Linked DNA regions of Homo sapiens: region 2 is linked to region 1. A link is an interaction called in ENCODE POLR2A ChIA-PET data of the cell type or tissue named here. Cell type or tissue: GM12878. All regions are shown on one strand.

Region 1 (2,500 bases):
TTCTTCGGGGGAGTTCGCTCCCGAACATGCGCAGCACGTCCACTGCCCTTTCCTTGACGGCCCTGGGCCGAGTCCCTGGTGCCCTCCGGCTCAGAGGTGCTGCCGCGTGCGGTCACCGCACCTCTGGGCTCAAAGCGGTTTGCTCCATCTTGATGGGCCGGGCCGCTCCACCGGGGCTGCCGTCGGGGTCGGCCGGGGGCGCGGGCTGCGAGCGCGCTGCCGCCTCGGCCCTGCGTCCGGATCCCCGGCGGGCGCCGTCGTCTGGGACCCGGTGCACCGGCCGTTTGCGAGGCCCGGGAGGGGTGGGGCCTGCGGCCAGAGCTGCGGCTTGGTCGCGCAGCAGCCGCACCAGGAAGCCGATGTACTTCATGGCTAGGCGGAGCACCTCGTTCTTGCTCAGCTTCCGGTCGGGCGGGTGCGTCGGCAGCAGCTTCCTCAGCTCGGCGAAGGCGCCGTTAACGTTCTGCTGCCGCCAGCGCTCCCGGCTGTTGGTGAACACGCGCCGGGCCACCTTCTGGGGCTGGTGCCCTGTGGACAAGGAGGGCCGGGTTGGTGCCATGGCCCAAAGGGCGGCCCCTCCTGCCCTCCCGCTAGACACGCAGCACCCTCGTGGGAACTTAAACCCAGGCCATGGGCTGGGGCTTTCTCCACCCAAGGGGTCCACGGGCAGCTCTCCCCACCCCTCCCAAGAGCCATCCAGACAAGAATCATCACAGGCCCGGCCTACGGACAAGGGCCTGCTGTATCTGTGACTATGGGCACCTTTATGTCAATGACTGAGATTCCCTAAAGAAAGATTTCCTTGTGTTTGTTTGGTCTGGGAAGCTGTCCGTGGGGCCCTCATTCTGATTGTGCCCAAGTACGGCTGGCTGGGTGTACTCATGGGTCTGAGAGGTCCTCTCATTATGACTGTCTGTGTCCTGTGTCTTGTATGACTGTGTGAGACTCTTGTTATGTCTCATGGCTGTGGTTATGTGTGATGTTGCCATGTGGCTGTTTCACGAGTGGCTGTGGTTGTGTGGCTGACTCTTGTGTGGCCGTGGTCCTAAGTGGCTGTGGTCCTGTGGCTGTCTTGTGTGTGGTTGTGGTCCTGTGGCTGTCTCTTGCATGGCTGTGGTCTTGTGGCTGTCTTGCGTGGCTGCACATTCCAGTGGAGCTGTCATTTTGTGGCTCCCATGCCCTGGTGTGGCATGCTCTGTTTTGCCGTGACTGCGGCTACATGGCTTGGCCTGTTGGGTGGCGGTGGTTGTGTGGGGCTGGCTATGGGACTGCGATTTTGCACATGGGTAGAACCTATGTGGGCTGTTCTCTGTGTGTGCTGGAAGCACGTCTCCCCGAGGTGGAGTAGAGGACAGACATGAGCCCCACACAGAGACGGCCAGGCCTTCTGTGCACCCACAAGTGCACATACAGGCATACAAACCCACAAGGCACACAAACCCACACTCACCCTCAGCCAGGTCCAGCTCACAGTGGCTTGGTCTCCGCTTCAACCGGCTGCTAGGGAAGATGCTAAAAGGTCCTGCTGGCCCAATGTAGACACTGTAAGGGGTCGTGGGTCACTAATGCCTTGTGGGCAAGGACCCTGGCCCCCAATCCCCACTGCCCCCCACCCCAGATCCCCACTGACCTGTTGAGGAAGGGGTGAGGGTGGTAGTGCAGGGCCAAAGTGGGCGGGGCAGTTCCCAGGGTGGAGAGTTGCAGCAGCGGGGGCCGCAGAGTGCCCAGCTCTGTGGTGGGCATGGCTACCCCTGGGGGCCTGCTGTGGCCCAGGCTGATCACTGGTACACCAGGTGGCAGCCTGGGGGGCGAGGAGCCTCCTCGGTGGCCCACCTCCTCCACCTGCGGGGGCCCAGGCGAGGCAGGCTTAGGGGGTGGGGCAGGCGCTGGGCTGGGGGCACACACCATCTCTGCCTTCTCAGTCATGGTGGGGCCCACCTCTGCCTGTGCCTGAGGCGGGCACATGGACCCCGACGTGGGGGTACTCACCTGTGGGAAAGAAGGCAGCCAGTGGGGAGGAGGACTAGGTGCCCCGCTCCCACCTGCTTAGCTCAAGAAACCCCTCAAATGGGAAGGAGGGAGGGGGAGGGGGAAAGGAGGAGGAGAGAAGTTTCAGTAGGCAAAGGCAGATGGCGGGGGCAGGCCCAGAAACTTCCAGGACACGGGAGGGGGGTCCTACGTTAGAGTAGGAGGCGCCCCCCAGGTGCTAGGCAGCGCACTGTCCCTGAGCTCTTTGTGACCCAGGAGGGGCGCTGTTGCCCAGCCTCTGAGCAAATATTCCTTCTTCCAGAATTCCCTCACCTCTGCAGCCTGGAGAGGGAACAAGACAGGGAGCCCCTAACTGATCCTGGGATCCCCAGAAACCCCAAGATTAACCCTGTTATCCTCAGATCTAAAGATCCAACCCAGAGACTCCTCATTAACTCATTGATGCCATGTGAGCTTGGAATCCCTCCAAGATGGACTCTGACCCTTCACGGAAGGCCCCCAGCCCCCACCC
Region 2 (2,500 bases), 160 kb before region 1:
CTATGGATGCCAGGCTAATTTTTTTTTTTTTTTTTTTTTTTGAGACCGTGCCTTGCTCTGTCGCCCAGGCTGGAGTGCAGTGGTGTGATCTCTGCTCACTGCAAGCTCCGCACGACCCCCCAGGTTCACTCCATTCTTCTGCCTCAGGGTCCCGAGTAACTGGGACTACAGGCACCCCCCACCATGCCTGGCTAATTTTTTTGTATTTTTTTTTTTAGTACAGACATGGTTTCACCGTGTTAGCCAGGATGGTCTCCATCTCCTGACCTCATGAACCACCCACCTTGGCCTCCCAAAGTGCTGGGATTACAGGCGTGAGCCACCTCACCCAGCCTTTTTGTAGAGACAGGGCTTCATGTTGCCCAGGTTGGTCTCGAACTCCTGGCCTCAGGTCATCTGCCCGCCTCGGCCTCCCAAAGTGCTGGGATTACAAGGGTTAGCCACCATGCCTAGCCTCTACAAAAACTTTAAAAATTGGCGAGATGTCATGCATACCTGTAGTCCCAACTACCAAGGAAGAAGGATGATCACTTGAGCCTGGGGCATCGAGGCTGCAGTGAGCCATGATTATGTCACTGCACTCCAGCCTCGGTGACAGAGTGAGACCCTCTCAAAAAAAGTTGGGACTTGGCCGGACACAGTGGCTCACACCTGTAATCCCAGCACTTTGGGAGGCCAAGGCGGGTGGATCACAAGGTCAGGAGATGGAGACCATCCTGGCTAACATGGTGAATGAAACCCCATCTCTAGTAAAAATACAAAAAATTTGCCAGGTGTGGTGGTGGGCGCCTGTAGTCCCAGCTACTCGGGAGGCTGAGGCAAAAGGATGACGTGAACCCGGGAGGCGGAGCTTGCAGTGAGCTGAGATCATGCCATTGCACTCCAGCCTGGGTGATAGCGAGACTCTGTCCCAAAAAAAAAAAAAAATGCTGGGACTGAATTTTTGTCTGTTTTGGTCACTGAAATACCTTCTGTGCCCAAGACAGTTCTGGCATGTAGTAGGTACCTGAAAAATACCTGAATAAGAGAGTGAGAAACAAGAAACAGGTGCAGAGAACTGAAGTCAGTGGCCCAAGGTCATGGGGGTAGGAAACCACAAAGCTGGGGTTTGAACCTGGGCAGTACAGCACCTGAGTCTCTCCATCTTTTTTTTTTTTTTTTTTTAAGACAGAGTCTTGCTCTGTCACCCAGGTTGGAGTGCAGTGGCTTGATCTCGGCTCACTGCAGCCTCTGCCTTCCAGGTTCAAGTGATTCTCATGCCTCATCCTCTCGAGCAGCTGGAATTACAGGCATGCGCCACGACGCTGGGCTTTTTTTTTTTTGAGATGGAATTTCACTCTTGTTGCCCAGGCTGGAGTGCAATGATGCAATCTCGGCGGCTCACCACAACCTCTGCATCCCAGATTCAAGCGATTCTCCTGCCTCGGCCTCCTGAGTAGCTGGGATTACAGGGATGCGCCATCACAGACCCCGGGCTAATTTTTTTTAGTAGAGACAGAGTTTCACTATGTTGCCCAGGTTGGTCTCGAACTCCTGGCCTCAAGTGATCCGTTCGCCATGACCTCCCAAAGTGCTGGGATTACAGGCATGAGCCCGTCCCGTCCCTGGCTGTCTCTCCATCTTTCCATCTTTTTTTTTTTTTTTTTTTTTTTTGGAGATGGAGTCTCACTCTGTCACCCAGGCTGGAGTGCAGTGGCACGATCTTGGCTCACTGCAAGCTCCGCCTCCTGGGTTCACATCATTCTCCTGTCTCAGCCTCCCAAATAGCTGGGACTACAGGCACTTGCCACCACGCCTGGCTGATTTTTTGTATTTTTAGTAGAGACGGGGTTTCACCGTGTTAGCCAGGGTGGTCTCGATCTCCTGACCTCGTGATCCGCCCACCTTGGCCTCTGGGCGAGGATTACAGGCGTGATCCACCTCACCTGGCCTCTCCATCTTTTTAACTGCAGTGTCAGCGGTGTTCCTTGTCTTCTCTGCAGATGCAGGCAGCAGAATATAGTGGTTATAGGAACACAGGTGGAAACCCTGTCCAAAGCAAGGGCTATCGGGTATCACCTCTGACCATCCTTCCCATTCATCCTCCAGGTCAAGTCTGGCACCATCTTTGACAACTTCCTCATCACCAACGATGAGGCATACGCTGAGGAGTTTGGCAACGAGACGTGGGGCGTAACAAAGGTGAGGCCTGGTCCTGGTCCTGATGTCGGGGGCGGGCAGGGCTGGCAGGGGGCAAGGCCCTGAGGTGTGTGCTCTGCCTGCAGGCAGCAGAGAAACAAATGAAGGACAAACAGGACGAGGAGCAGAGGCTTAAGGAGGAGGAAGAAGACAAGAAACGCAAAGAGGAGGAGGAGGCAGAGGACAAGGAGGATGATGAGGACAAAGATGAGGATGAGGAGGATGAGGAGGACAAGGAGGAAGATGAGGAGGAAGATGTCCCCGGCCAGGCCAAGGACGAGCTGTAGAGAGGCCTGCCTCCAGGGCTGGACTGAGGCCTGAG

Evidence for each region. Peaks named below come from ENCODE experiments on the same cell type or tissue, not always from the same donor. Only the 100,000 strongest peaks of a DNase experiment are listed, where the experiment ranks them.
Region 2: POLR2A ChIA-PET joins it to region 1 with 5 read pairs; 11 of 35 experiments call an interaction of 5 or more read pairs at or near these places.

What each region holds. Positions count from the first base shown.
Region 1 is chr19:13,099,207-13,101,706 of GRCh38, forward strand. It overlaps LYL1 (LYL1 basic helix-loop-helix family member), which reads right to left. Exons shown (of 4, transcript NM_005583.5): 2 at 1,631-1,989; 3 at 1,451-1,542; 4 at 1-528. The coding sequence starts at 1,965. The coding sequence ends at 113. Among named protein-coding and RNA genes, the nearest start is that of LYL1, 2.4 kb to the right of the region's middle. RefSeq lists enhancers at 169-1,032, 702-811, 1,092-1,151. In GM12878, a CTCF peak has its summit at 2,244; a DNase peak (open chromatin) is centred at 1,045; H3K4me3 peaks cover 300 bases; H3K27ac peaks cover 335 bases.
Region 2 is chr19:12,941,449-12,943,948 of GRCh38, forward strand. It overlaps CALR (calreticulin), which reads left to right. Exons shown (of 9, transcript NM_004343.4): 8 at 2,089-2,181; 9 at 2,265-2,500. The coding sequence ends at 2,465. Among named protein-coding and RNA genes, the nearest start is that of MIR6515, 2.2 kb to the left of the region's middle. In GM12878, no CTCF peak of the experiment used is centred here; no DNase peak of the experiment used is centred here; H3K4me3 peaks cover 1,328 bases.